Linked DNA regions of Homo sapiens: region 2 is linked to region 1. A link is a contact called in ENCODE Hi-C or POLR2A ChIA-PET data. All regions are on one chromosome and are shown on one strand. Each heading gives the region's core, a stretch centred on a gene start or an enhancer-like site at or near the end of the contact. The rest is flanking DNA. Distances are from core to core; before and after follow the strand shown. Region 1 overlaps PRKCA (protein kinase C alpha). Region 2 holds the start of NOL11 (nucleolar protein 11).

Region 1 (7,442 bases), core at 2,283-4,782:
AAGCCATGCAGTTTATGGTATTTTGCTATAGCAGCCCGAGTGGACTAAGACAGAAGGGGAGCTAATTTGTATGGAGAGCTTAACAGTGATCCTTAGTAAGTCAGTCCCCCAAGCCACCCCACTTCCTTCTGACGGCATTTTTCTGGTTGCACAATCCGATCTGTAAGTGCAACCTGGAAATAAGGGCCTGGGTGATTCCTCCCACACAACTGGGTCAACACCTGCTACTTGGAGTTTTCTCCCGGAGGCGGGAATCACAGGTGACCAGCAAATCACAGGCATGAGTCATTCTTTCTCCTGCTGGCAACTGCAGCGAGGGCCTCAGAACCACAGACTGTCAGCCACAGAAGGGTCCCTGGGGAGTCTGACCTGCCTAGGATGCAGATGAAGATGCTGAGGTCTAGAGAGCTAACTTCACCACAGCCTCTGCGCCGCTTCGTGGCAGTGCTGGTGGAGGAAGAGAAGGACGCTCTGTTCTCTACAGAGGCCCTGAAACTAGATGCTGGATCATCCCGTACGTTTCCCTGTGCTAAGGTTGCCCCATCTGGGCTGTAATCTTTGACTAACAGCAGGAGGATGACAGAGCTTTTAGAATTCAAAAGCAACTTGGGGATAGTCTCATCAAGGCTGCCCATGTTACAGATGAGGAGAATGAGCCCAGGGGGCACCGCGATATGTCTAAATCAGTTTTCCATCCTGAGCTCTGAATCCAGAACTCCAGCCTTTGAACCTAGTGCTCTTCCTCCTACATCGAGGGTGAGCAAACTTTTTCTGTAAAGGTCCAGATAGTAAATATTTGTGGCTTTGTGGGCCAAATACTGTCTCTGTTGTAACTCTCCAACTCTGCCATTGTAGCTCGAAAGCTGCAAAAGTGAGTAAAGGAGGGAAGGTGTTCCAATAAAGCCTTAATGGTGAAGACAGGCAGCCGCTGGGGTCTGGGCTGTGGATTGCAGTTCGATGACCCTTGCCCTGTATCACGCAGGTTCTCAAATCACTCATCCTCATTTGCAGTTAGATTTCAGTACAATGTCTGTATCTTCTTAATCTATCACAACAGCGACAATTAAGAATCTCAAGAGCACTAGAATTAAATCACTATTCAGGCTCTTCCACAATGCTTGCTATGCCAGGCAGCACAGGAAAAGGAAATTTTGCAGCCATACAATGGTGGTGAATGAAGTATGTATTCAGCAGAGCAAAATGTAAGGGCAACACATTCAATCGTTTTCTTAACAAGAAATATTTTCATGGACACACCCACTTTGGCTGTTGCCACGGTTAAAATAAATTCACAGGCAGCGAGAGGGCCTCCGTTGTCATGGCAACTGAGCCATTCTCCAAGGAGAAACGTGGGACCCTGACGTGTTGGCACTTTGCCAGATGTGGAAACTGCGAAGTGCTTGGTTCTTTTCATACCACATAATATTCACCTCTAGTATCCCGGTGTGTGATTTTCTTTGCAGCCAACCAAATTTTTCCCTGTTTCCCAGATTTGTCTGTTGATAATTGACACATCTGTTAGGATCGCTAATCTTGGTGGTGCACGCCTTGTCTCACCTGCTAAACACCTCCTGGAAAGGCGGTTTGCCCTTGTACCGCGTTCTCCCCAATTGCTAAATCTCCAGGCTTACATGAGGATTCCCCACCAATGACCTTAAGTTTTTCCATCTGCAACAATGTTTTTCTCCCACCAGGGAGCTAGCTGATGGCACACTTGCGTCTGATGCCCGGCTTAGAGGAAGGCCCAGTGCGCACTGCAACAGCCATGACATAGCATTGTTCGAGAACTTTGGGCACTTAATCATTTTTGGAAACCTATTCCTTTTCCTGCTCGAATGCTCCCCTTTGGAATTACCACCACACTGGCTTTATGGGTTGGCTGTGGCAGGGTCAAGAATCACATGAACTCAGAAACATCATCAAAGTAAATAGTTTTTCAGACTGTCAGCAACATGGCTTCGAAGTGGGTAATTCTCTGGTGCTAAAAAAAAAAACCCGGGGAGATAGAAAATGGGCTGGGGCCCAGTGCAAGCAAGAATAGACTGAAGGAGCCATCCAGCTCTTGGGAAACCCTTGACTTCTTTGCAGCACACTGAAGATCCTCTAAAGCCAAGAAGCAATGGGGAGCACAAGGTGGTGATCTCATCTCTATGTCCACTAAAATGTAAAGACATCCAGGCAACAGTTGATTGCTGTTTGTTGTGTGCAGGTGTCATGGAATCTTTCATTTGCAAATCTTTACTGCCCTCTTGTGGTATTCAGTTTCTGAAGCAACTGCAGTTTGGCTGGGATCTTTTAGCAGAGATCCACCTAAGATTCACTAGTCTGCCTTACCGAGGTGAAGTCCCAGTAAATGGGGCAAGATGGCACAAACAAGACACAAAATTGTATCTACGCAGATGCAAAAAAAAAACTGTATCCTTTATAGTAGATGACCTGAATCACTCACGTAAGTGCCAGGACTTTGCAAAATGCCAACGGAACTATAGAGTGCCAACGGAACTACAGATGCCAAAAGTGGGTTTTAAGATCTCTGGGTGCTCTATTTCTAGAAAACAAAGATCCAAACAGTTGTAGGCCTTTCTGTGTCTCCCGAATCTTTCCAAACCCTTGACTGGGTGCAGACTCTGCAAGCCACAGATCCAAGAAAGGGCCTGGGGGGAAGGGAGGCAGTGAGGGCTGCAGGGGGCCCTGGAGTGGTCCGAGGGAGCCACGGTGTTTATCTTAGAAACAAAGAACGACCTGGAAAATAGTGAGAAGTAACGACAGTTACACGAGGGCAGAGTTCAATGAAAAAGCCACTTCTGGGAAAATCCAATTGAAGCTAAGCGAGCACAGAACAGCAGCTCCTGAAGTCAATAAAAAACAGTAACAAAAAACGCACCCAAGCTATAACTGGCAATAAAACCCAGTTCCCCAAGGAAGAAGGTTCCAGAGCCTTCCCTCCATGGCTGTGCAGCTGCTGCAGAAAGGAAAAACAGGATGACTGGGCATCCTCACAGAGAAAAAAAAAAAAACCAAAAAACAAAACACATCCTATCCCCGAAATGCTGGATACACTGCTCAACTACTCAACGGAAAATTTTTATAAAATGTCTCTGACAGGAGCAAGCAATTTGAAAGCAGGGCCGACTGTCATTAAATTTAGCACAATATTTCCATAATCATTGATTTCATCCTACCCTCACTGAGCCTTTTTAATCCACACCAGTTTTTAAAACCAAGGGGCCTAATTATAGCTCAATGGGACACCTGCTTCCAAGGCTAGCAGCAGCTGCACTGTTCTGGGCTATTCTCTGGGCCCTCTGTGTCAGGCAGCTCACTAGGCGCTCAGGAAGGTGACAAGCATGGGATCTGGGGTCTGCCAGCAGCGGTCTGGGACACCAGTAAAGGCACTGCACACTTCTCTGAGGCCTGTTTCTTCATCTGTAAAATGGGTCAACACTCCCTTTCTCGTCCTGCAGGCTTGGGAGCCTCGCCATCCTGCAGTGGTGAGGGAGTGATCAGAGCTCGGGGCTGGTGGCTGCTGCCATTCTGAGTAGTCTCGCCACAGCCATCGCCTGCTGCCAGGTGGCAGCGTCAGAAGACAAATTTCCATTCCAGGAAGGGGGAAGAGACGAGGGGGTGGAACAGTGAGACCTCTCCTAAAAAGACAGGGGCTTCCCAGCTGCCCTCAGGGGACTTGGACAGGACTGAGGAGCTGGTCTCCAGCAGGAGGGGCTGCCTGAGGGCAAGGTGGAGGTAGGTGTTTCCTGTCTCCAACGGTGGGCACAGGCCTGAGGGCACAAGGGCAGCTGAGGTCAGGACACTTTTCCCTTTACACATGGTATTTGCACCCTAGCTCTCTGGCCCCATGCATGAGGCCTGGCAGCTTGAGGGGGGCGTGGACTCACAAGGGGGCATTCTCCCCAAAGGAAGCAGCGGGTGGGGGGGAACATGGCTGGGATGCAAGTGGCCTCAAAGCAGAGGGCCTCACACCGGAGAGGAAAGGTGTGTGATCGGATCACTTCACCACCGCACGAGATACTCCTGGGATCTCCCAGCTGCAACTGCTGGGCTTTGGAAGTGAACAGAGGTTTTGTCAATGGGCCAGGAGAGAGCCAGGGAGTCTAAATTAATACAATTATTGTGACCCTAAGGGTATCTACAGGCTGTGAGCACCTGGGGGAATGTGAGTCACAAAACGAATACCCCTAGTAAGAGCTGAGACTATGGCTGTGTCCTGCCTGCCCCCACCCAAACCATCAGCTCTGAGCTGGCTGACCACCCATGACCATTGGGAATTCATGGACAGAGCCCTTCCTGCATGATTCTTTGCAGCCTGTCAACAGAGAAAACCAGTGACTGGGGGCCAGACTCGGACTGAGTGTTGACAAGTCTATTTTCAGAAAAAGCCACAAGGTAAAGATTAGCTCATGACCAAGCCAAGGAAGCCACTTTGAAGAGAGGTGTGAGCGAGCGGTGGCACGCTATTATCACTGCCTGGGTCAGGGTGAATTTCCAACATGCGGGTGACATTTTCTTTCTCAGGTAGAGTAGCCTGTTTCTTGTCCTCATAACAAAACCACACAGGAAACATAATAAGCACCAACACAAAACATGTCAGAAAAGAGACTTTGTTGACTTGACACTTCTCATCTCTGTTCTTAAATGAATTCAAGATGGCCTTGCTTCACTGCTGCAGGTGGGAGTAGGGTGGGGTACGGGGAGCAGATTCCTATCTGATGGGTTATTTGTACCTAATGTACAACCGGGGTCTCCCAACTGGGGCCCGGGAGTGGTTTAGAAAGCACAATGAGGTCGGATGCGGTGGCTCACGACTGTAATCCCAGTACTTTGGGAGGCCGAGGCAGGCAGATCACAAGGTCAGGACTTCAAGACCAGCCTGGTGAATATGGTGAAACCCCTTCTTTACAAAAAGTAAAAAAATTGGCCGGGCATGGTGGCGCGTGCCTGTAGTCCCAGCTACTCGGTAGACTGAGGCAGGAGAATTGCTTGAACCCGGGAGGTGGAGGTTGCAATGAGCCAAGATTGCACCATTGCGCTCCAGCCTGGGCAACAGAGTGAGACTCCATCTCAAAAAAAAAAAAAAAAAAAAGGACAACAAAGGGTTCACTTTAACTTGGCAATGGCTTCTTGGAAACCAGCAATGCACAGTGACACCTCCATTAGGGAAAACTCTGTAATTCATAATTCCTGGGGATGGAAGGCAGAGAAAAGGCTGAGTAATGACTGCAGCAAACACAAATCTAGCCAGGCACTGTTCTAGGCACCTTCCATACTTACTCATTTAATCCTCCCAACATCCCTAGGAGGTTGGTCCTTTTACCATTTCCATTTTAGACTTGGAGAAACTGAGGCAAGAGAGATGAGCTGCATGGCTCCAGGCTATACAGCTATGAAATATTGGAGCTGGGATTTGAACCCTTGAACCCAGGCAGTGTGGCACTTCCTCGCCACACCCTGCTGCCTTCTTGGAATGACGAGGTGACAGCCACGTTGCCCAGCAGGTGGGAGAAGAGGGACAGTCTTTAAGGAGAAGGGGACAGGGACAGCCCTTCATTAGAGCTAGGAGGAGCCAGGCAAGAACCCAGGGAGGTGAAAGCCTCACCCTAACTCTTTCTTCTTATTTTTCTCCCCTCTCATTACTTCCCTTTTCAGCCACATCTGAGTTTTTTACACCAGCACCCAGCTTTCCGACATGCTGGGAAACTAAGCTCTGTGATTCAGATGTTTCTTTGGAATAACAAAGTTTTCAACATAATAAAAAGGACACAAACAGCACTCAGGCACGTCAGGCCACACAAGTGGGAGAGGTTTGGGTCCCAAATAGGGTTCCAGGACCCAAGTACGAGTTCCTTCCATCAGAATGGAGGTGTTCCTCTGAAGTAGCAGGGGGTGCAATGAGAGGGGTTTACTTGGTTTTTAAACAGGAACTGTTTCCACCTCCTGGAGTGATCAAGAGGTGCCTCTTTCCTCTGAGAATGCTGGAGGGTTTTACTCCACAGGAAGAAGTTGCACAGAGGCTCAGTGTATTCAGGTGTGGCCAGCCTCTGGAGATGTGTATCCAAAGTCAACACCCTGCATTGAATCATGGGACAGGGTTTTCAAACACAGACAAGGGCGGGGTGGAGGGGGGGCAGTAACAACAGAAGCCTTGAAAGGCAGTTTTCACACACAGTATTTACCACACTCTGCAAGACTTAGGAAACCTCAAGGAATATTTTTTTTCTTTCTCATTTCCAGTATCTCTAGGTCACAAATCTCCTGTGGTTCCTCTAACAGGCACATCTGCAGGGTGAGATACAAGTTCTAGAGATGAGAAACTCTAAAAACATTATTTATTAGATGCTGTCTTTAGGACAGTGTTTTTGAGAGAGCATTAGATGTGGATTCCAGCTTGGGGTCGGGGAGTAGGGTTTCTCCCCTTGCAAATCCTCCACCCGAGCATTTGAGGGTTTAAATTTTCCAGTTTGATCTAATGCGAACATAAAAGCACTGCGACAATCTTGGGCTGATTTTAATTACGAACACAGGCAATACGCTGAGAGCACAGCTGGTGTGTGGCCCTAACCAGCTTCCCAGAAGAGAGTGGCGCTATCAGAAATGACAATAATAGACCAGGTTTTTAAAACCATTTACATGCAAGTTGCAAAATTCCCCTCCATAGTTTGGGGATAGAATGGTTGATTAGATTGCAACGATTGAGTTGGGAAAACATTAAAAAATGAGAAAAAATGAAATAAGAGTGAGAAGGATTAAGTCAGGCATTAAGAACATCAGAACAATTACAGGATTTCAGCCTATGATATATTACACTACATCATCCATATGAACACACTCATGTAGTGTAAATACACCATACTGATTGCATGCTAATGCAGATGTATGCCTATAAAACTTAAAATGAATCTTAACTCATATGTGATTGAAAGATATTAACAGAAAGAAAGGAAAATGAGCTGTCCATTTAAAGATGCACTCTTTCTGTTCATTGGATGGATGCTTTCAATACAGACTTGAACTTTAATCACTGATAGGAGGTTTTGATATTTGCTTGGTAAAATTTTATTTATTTATTTATTTATTTTATTTATTTATTTTTGAGATGGAGTCTTACTCTGTCACCCAGACTGGAGTGCAATGGTGCGATCTCGGCTCACTGCAACCTCCGCCTCCCGGGTTCAAGTGATTCTCCTACCTCAGCCTCCCGAGTAGCTGGGATTACGGGCACCTGCCATCATGACTGGCTAATTTTTGTATTTTTTTTTTTGTTTTTTGGTAGAGACGGGGTTTCACCATGTTGGGCAGGCTGGTCTTGAACTCCTGACCTCGGGTGATCCACCTGCCTCGGCCTCCCAAAGTGCTGGGATTACAGGTGTGAGCCACCGTGCCCAGCAGGTAAAATTTTAAACTAACCTAATCTGAAGAGGAGGGGAGAC
Region 2 (7,442 bases), core at 1-2,500, 1.0 Mb before region 1:
CTCAAGTGATCCACCCACCTGGGCCTCCCGAAGTTCTGGGATTACAGGCGTGAACCACCGCGTCCGGCCAAACCTCTAAAAGGGTAGTTAAAATGAAAATATAACTAAGTTCCTAAATAAGTAAATAAGCAACCCTTTGTTAAAAAAACAATAGTACATTTAAAAATTGATTATATTATGCCTCTGCATGGGAAGTTATGCCTCTGAACAGCGGCATGGGAAATTAAGTAGGGACATCTGGGATCATGTCTATCCAATTCCAATCTGCCATTGTATTCCTATGCAGGAGCTGCAAAACTGCAAATCTACTTGACATCCCAAGTGAAACCCAATAGAGTTAGCAGAGTCAAAACGGCACAGGGAGCTGTTAGCAACCTGTTCTCAAAACGTCAAAGCAGATACCTAACTTCTTTAAAACATGGAAAACTATGTTCAGCAGCCCAGAGAAAAGTAACTGCTTTCTATGCGACCACCAAAAGCAAGGTTAGAAAGTGTTCTCTATCAGGCTTTAGGCTGAAATGGGGGCAGGGCTTGCAGATTTTCCCAGGACTCAACTCCAGGATTCCCAGCGTGAATCAGAGATGCCAACAGACAACTCACTTGGAGGCAAGATTCTTAGCGAGCTATCAAGAAAGTCCCTCACTCTCTAAAATTGTCCCCGCCCCTACAAAGAGAGGGGTGTGAAGTGTAGACACGGCTAAACCACTATTCCCACTCTGTCAGTGTCATCCTCTCCCGCCCAACCAATCTCCGTTCCATCCTCCCGCGGGCGGCTAAGATAATAAAGACCCTAGGAGGGAATCTTAGCAAGGCCAATTCCGCGAGTTCCGAAGCAAAAGCACAGGTTTTCTTTCTTTTCCGAGTCTAACCCACGTGCACTCAGACGCTCTGCCCCTGCAAGTCGGAAATATGCCTTTACAGGAAGGCAAGCAAGCCAGATTCCAGACCTCACTCAGCGTCCCCAACAGGCCCAGCCGGCTCTCTGCTAAGCCTTCTCCACGATCTCTTTCTGAAGCTGTGAGAAACTTGAGCTCGAGCTCCGCGCTCAGAAAGGGGCGAGAAGGCAGTCGGGGCGCTCCCAAACCTATTGCCTTCACCTTATAGAGGATGACTGTCCTGCCGCTGTCTGTCACTAGAAACTGGTCTGTTTTGTCGCTCTGCTCCACGCCTAGGAGTCCTTCAGGCCCGGCGCTCAGGACTACCGAAGACAACGTGAATTCTTCCTCCAGCGCTGCCATTTTGAGCAAACCTAAGTACGGCCGCGCTCACTCCCGGCAGGCCTCGCGCTTTCTCTCGCGAGAATGAACGGGCCTGAGGGGGCGAGTGCTTGCCAAACCAGGAACCTGCTCTCGCAGCCTGCGACCTCTGGCGGGCGGAAGGAGCGAGCGCGACTGTGAATTTAGCCAGGTGGGCTGGGCCGGCTTGCGTCAGACTCCGCCTCCCGAGACCACGCCTCGCCGAGTCCCGGATGTGCTCCAGGAAGGGATAGGGTAGGCGCGGAAGTGCTGCTTACTGGGTCCTGAATCGGCTGCGTGCTGTTCTAGGTGGGGACTTGAGAGACTGTAGATGGGTCTAGGGAGTGGTCGAATATAAATAAGCTAGATTTTTTTTTTTTTAATTGCAAGGGAACTCCCTAGGAATTCCATCCATGGCCTTGTGGAACGATCTGCCAAAGAAAAAATATTTATCTCTGTAGGTAAACTCCCAATAACGTGCTGTTCCTACGTGAAATGCTTAATTCCCCCCAAGTTTCTTGGAACCCTCTAGAGATCTCCAGTCTTTTCAGTCTTTCAGGCCTTCTGAGTTCTCTGACTCCCCTTCTCTGAGCCCCAGTGGGGAAAATCTCTCCTCAGCTTACAGGAAATTCAGACTAGTTTGATGAAGGTGAAGTTGAAGGTCCCCTGTGTGATTTTTGGCAAGGTTTTTATTTCCGGGAGAAATGTATGTTTCTCAGATAAGCATGGCAGATTCAATCAATAATGTTAAATAAATAAGTAAAGATAAATTGTGATGTTCTTAGGGAGAAACCATTTAATAGGCAATTACTAAACAAATGTACCCAGTGTGACAAAGTGCCTCAGTTTAGATTTAAGCATCCACCAGATCGCCATGTGTGTTGTTTCTCATTGCCCCAACATGACGACATGGGCAAAAGGAGAATATCCAGCTACTGTGAAGGAATCAAATGCAGTCTATTTTTATAATGCTAATAGGTCTTTTGTTGTTCAAAAGTAGTGGCATTATCATGGCTCACTGCAGCCTCTAACTCTTGGGCTAAATAAAGCAATCCTCCTGCTTCAGCCTCCCGAATAACTGGGACTACAGGCATCCATCACCACGCCCGGCTAATTTTTGTATTTTTTGCAGACATGGAGTCTTGCTTTGTTGCCCAAGGTGATCTTGAACTCTGATAATCTTTTAATTTTTAGGCTGGGTTGTGAGATCAAGAGGATATAGTTTATTATTATGCTTCATAACTTACTTTGTGATAGGTGGTAAGAAGAAAAACATTAAACTCAGAAGGGAGAGATAAAGCGTGGGTGTGTGGGGGAGGAAGGAGTGGTCTGTGTATGTGAAATTTTCACTAGGATGACCACAGGCCTCCTTGAGAGGATGTCTTTTTTTTTTTTTTTTTTTTTTTGAGACAGGGTCTTGCTCTGTCGCCCAGGCTGGAGTGACGCAGTCTCAACTCACTGCAATCTCTGCTTCCCGGATTTAAGCTATCCTCCCACCTCAGCCTCCCGAGTACCTGGGACTACAGACATGCACCACCATGCCCGGCTAATTTTTGTATTTTTTGTAAAGATGGGGTTTCACCGTATTGCCCAAGCTGACCTTGAATTCCTGGGCTGAAATGACCCTCCCCCCTTGGCCTCCTAGAGTGCTGGGATTACAGAGCCACAGTGCCTGGCCCAAGGGTATCTTTTGAGGATGGCATGAAGGAGGGGAGGGAGCGATCATGCAGTTAACTAGGGGAGGGAGCGATCATGCAGTTAACTAAGAGCATTCTCAGTAGCAAGTGCGCCTGGGGCACCAACAGGGAGATTCCCTAGAAGTCTATCGCAGTTATTGTAGTTACCAGGTGAGAGGTGATGAGGGCACCATCAGTAGCAAGGCTTTTCTTTCTTTCTTTCTTTTTTCTTTTTTGAGGCGGAGTCTTGCACTGTAGCCCAGGCTGGAGTGCAGTGGCGCAATCTCGGCTCACTGCAAGCTCTGCGCCCCGGGTTCACGCCATTCCCCTGCCTCAGCCTCCTGAGCTGGGACTACAGGCGCCCGCCACCATGCCCGGCTGACTTGTTTGTATTTTTAGTAGAGACAGGGTTTCACCTTGTTAGCCAGGATGGTCTCGATCCCCTGACCTCGTGATTCGCCCGCCTCGGCCTCCCAAAGTGCTGGGATTACAGGCGTGAGCCACTGCGCCCAGCCTTTTTTTTTCTTTTTTGAGACAGAGGTTCACTCTTGTCACGAAGGCTGGAGTGCAATGGCACAATCTCGGCTCTCTGCAACCTGCAACCTCTGCCCCCCGGGTTCAAGCGATTCTCCTGTCTCAGCCTCCCGAGTAGCTGGGATTAGAGGCACCCACCCCACACCTGGCTAATTTTTGTATTTTTAGTAGAGACGGGGTTTCACCATGTTGGCCAGGTTGGTCTCGAACTCCTGACCTCAGGTGATCCACCCGCCTCAGCCTCCCAAAGTGCTGGGATTACAGGCCTGAGCCACCGCGCCCGGCCACTTCACATTTTCGTATTCATGGCACCAGCAATTGTCTGTGATCCATACAAAGAGCTTAATACACGTTTGTTGAATAAGTCACACTTAACGTTGCAAGCTAGGATAATAAATAGAACGTGGACTTGATCCATTAAGGGAAAGTAAGACTTCCTGGTTGAGAAAGCTGGAACTGTGCTTGCATATTCGTCTGTAAATTTGAGTCTAAGTTTGGTAAACTATTAAAGGAGATTACAATCCTTTCTGGAAAGGACACCAGCTATAATAAGGGAACTAGGAGTCTTCTGCAACCAAGCCTAAGCTAGGAACGGGTCAGGAGGCGTTCCACTTCCAATGTGCATCCATCAAGGTCAATGAGCAAGAAGAGGGTCTGGCTATCCCTCACTGGTTAGAGACATTTAAGGCTGGTCTTCAAAGGCAGCTGTGACCCTGTGCATTTTACTGTGTGTTGTGGATGTTCTCTCTGGATTGTTTGTCATGTTTATGCTGCTTGGCTGCCTAGCTGTGAAGACTGGGGGAAGATATTGCCTCTCACATTCAATTCCTAGAATAGAATCAGATGATAAATATACAATGAATGAGTCTAAATATATAATGGGTAGGAAGGGAAGCCTGCTCACATTCAAAAGGGAGGATGTTACCCATTAGAAATTTGTCATGGAAGGTTGACAGCTGGTGACGTGTACATTGCATGAATGGGGTACAGTAAGTGCTTCATCAAAGGAATATTCGTAGAAGGACCATTCAGCAAAGAAAGTGAATGGTAGATATTTGTATGCCACCAAATCTCTATATTATTTGAAAGTTGTGGTGATTCTTAAATAAGATCTGAGATACTCTAAGATATGTTTTTCGGTTTCAGAAACTCAAAAAACCTTTGCGGTAAATGTTCAGACCATAGCAAATAATTGAACAATATTACCAGAATTTAGGCATATGCCCCTGAAGAAGTTTTCTGCCCAGCAAAAATCAGAGAGAGAGAGGAAGAATCTAAGATCTTTGTCATCCTTTGGGGCATACATTTCAACCTAATGTTAGCGCCCTCCCGGTGGTGCCAAAACCCAATGAGTATATTTTAAATTTTTTTATTGTGCTAAAATGTACGTAACATAAAATTGCCATTTTAACCTTTTTAGCAACTTTTGTTTTGTTTTGTTTTTTGTATTTTTAGTAAAGACACGGGTTTCACCATGTTGGCCAGGATAGTCTCGATCTCCTGACCTCGTGATCCGCCCGCCTCGGCCTCCCAAAGACTTCCACACCTGGGATTACAGGCATGAGCCGCCGCACCTGGCCTGTTTTTTTTGTTTGTTTGTTTTTTTGTTTTTTTTTTTTTTAAAGAGACAGGGTCTTGCCACGTTGTCCAGGCTGGTCTTGAACTCCTGGGCTCAAGTGATCCTCCTGCCTTGGCCTTCCCAGTAGCTGGGATTACAAGCGTGAGCCACGGCACCAGGCTCTTAACCTTCTTTTTTTTTTTGAGACTGAGTCTCACTCTGCCACCCAGGCTGCAGTGCAATGGCACTATCTCGGCTCACTGCAACCTCCTCCTCCCAGGTTCAAGCAATTCTTGTGCCTCAGCCTCCCGAGTAGCTGGGATTACAGGTGCCCGCCACCACGTCCAGCTAATTTTTGTATTTTTACTAGAGACAGGGTTTTGCCATATTGGCCAGGATGGTCTCGAACCCCTGACCTCAAGTGATCCACCCACCTGGGTCTCTCCAAGTGCTGGGATTACAGGCGTGAGTCACCAGACCCGGCCTTTTAACCATTTTTAAGTGTGCAGTTCTATGGCATGAAGTACATTCACACTGTGTTGCAACCACACCATTCATCTCTGGAACATTTTCATCTTCCCAGACTGAACCCATTAAACAATAACTCTCCATTCCCCCTTCTGCAGCCCCTGGTAATCACTATTCTACTTTCTGTCTCTCTGAATTTAAATACCATAGCTCAGATAAATGGAATCATTAAATATTTGTCCTTTTATGTCTGGCTTATTTCACTTAGCACAACATCTTCAAGGTTCATCCTGTTGTAGCATGTGTCAGAATTTCCTTCCTTTTAAAGACTGACTAATATTCCGTTGAATGGATATACCACATTTTGCTCCTCCATTCTTCCATTCATGGACAGTTGGATTGCTTCCTCTTGGCTATTGTGAATAACGCTGCTATGAACATGGGTATACAAATATCCCCTTGAGATCGTGCTTTGTTTTTTTTTGCTATATAACCAGAAGTAGAATAGCTGGATCACACAGTGATTCTGTTTTTAATTTTTTGAGGAAACACCATGCTGTTTTGCACAGCAGCTGCACAATTTTACATTTCCGTCAGAAGTACACAAGGGTTCCAGTTTCTCCATATCCTCACTAACAATTGTTATTTTATGTTTGTTTGTTTGGTTTTTTTGAGATGGAGCCTTGCTCCGTCACCCAGGCTGGAGCGCAGTGGCGCGATCTCGGCTCACTGCAACCTCCGCCTCCCAGGTTCAAGCGAGTCTCCTGCCTCAGCCTCCCAAGGAGCTGGGATTACAGGCATCTGCCACCACACCCAGCTAATTTTTGCATTTTTAGTAGACCATGAGCACGAGGTCAGGAGATCAAGACCATGTTGGCCAGGATGGTCTTGATCTCCTGACCTCGTGATCTCCCTGCCTCAGCCTCCCAAAGTAATGGGATTACAGGCGTGAGCCACTGCGCCTGGCCTAAAAAAAAAAAAAAAAAAAAAAAAAAAAAGTTTTAAGCTAAGGTCTGATTTCTGTTTTGAAAGGATCACGCTGGCTCTCAAGCAGAGAATAGCTCATAGGGGATAAAAAGCAGAAGCAGAAATACCAATTTTGAGGATACAAGAGATAGTGGCTTGTGGTAGGTGGTGATAGCGGAGATAGGGAAAAGTGGATCAATTCAGGATGTGATTTGGAGGGAGAGTTGACAGGGTGGCAGATGGGTTGAGTGTGATGGTGAGAGGGAGGGAGGAATCAAAGGCATGTTCTGCACATTTACCTTGAGTGACCAGGTGGATTGGGGTGTTCCCTACTGAAATGGGGAAGTCTAGGCAGGGGAGTAGCACATTTGCAAGGGTTGTTTGGAGAAGCCATACCCAAATTTCTATTTTGGCTGTGTTAAGTGAGATGCCAAATAAGCTGTATCCCATATGATGCTGGAGTTCCTGGCAGAGCCCAGGCGGGTGATATAGATTGAGGTATCATTGGCACATGATAGGAATATAAAGCAGTGGGACTGGAGTAGGTTGCCAAGTACTGTGGATTTTATCTTCTAAATATAGCTCAACCTGTCTACCTCTCTCCTTCTCCACTGGCCCCGCCCCCATTCCCAGTCCCATCTCTTTCTTGGACCGCAATAATTGCTTCCTGGTCTCCCTGCTTCTTTGTTGCCTTCTTCCAATCTGTAGCCAGTATGATCTATTAAAATTCAAATCCGATTATTCCACTCCCTGCTTAAAACCCTTTAATACCTTATTCTCAGGATATGAGCAAAATCAAATCCTTACCTTGACCTACAAATAGGGTTGCCAAGTAGAATACGGGATGCCCAGTTAATCTGAATTTCAGATAATAAATTTTATTTATCTATCTATCTATCTATTTATATATTTTTTTGAGACAGAGTCTCGCTTTGTCACCTAGGCTGGAGTACAGTGGTGCAATCTCGGTTCACTGCAACCTCTGCCTCCCAGGCTCAAGCAATT

What was found. A loop is a pair of places that touch in the nucleus more often than their neighbours do. ChIA-PET counts read pairs that join two places held with the same protein, here RNA polymerase II (POLR2A). Pooled maps may share reads with other maps.
Region 2: a loop to region 1 is called in a pooled map, with 19 times the contacts of the local background. The contact joins the promoter of NOL11 here to the enhancer-like site in region 1. A Hi-C loop is called at or near these places in 5 of 37 single-sample maps with no recorded cell type and 5 of 50 pooled maps. POLR2A ChIA-PET finds 5 or more read pairs at or near these places in 1 of 52 experiments (PC-9).

The regions. Positions count from the first base shown.
Region 1 is chr17:66,710,706-66,718,147 of GRCh38, reverse strand. The region is part of intron 8 of PRKCA (protein kinase C alpha); the gene reads right to left. Among named protein-coding and RNA genes, the nearest start is that of MIR634, 73 kb to the left of the region's middle. RefSeq lists enhancers at 2,959-3,655, 4,286-4,345. Within about 2 kb of position 3,532, at least 6 of the 41 ENCODE cell types and tissues checked have a DNase peak (open chromatin) inside an H3K27ac peak, as active enhancers do.
Region 2 is chr17:67,711,744-67,719,185 of GRCh38, reverse strand. NOL11 (nucleolar protein 11) reads right to left here and starts at 1,250. Exons shown (of 18, transcript NM_015462.5): 1 at 1,098-1,250. The coding sequence starts at 1,238. LOC101928045 (a long non-coding RNA gene) reads left to right here and starts at 1,508. Exons shown (of 4, transcript NR_188294.1): 1 at 1,508-1,544. RefSeq lists enhancers at 1-77, 1,000-1,189, 1,260-1,339 and a silencer at 640-729.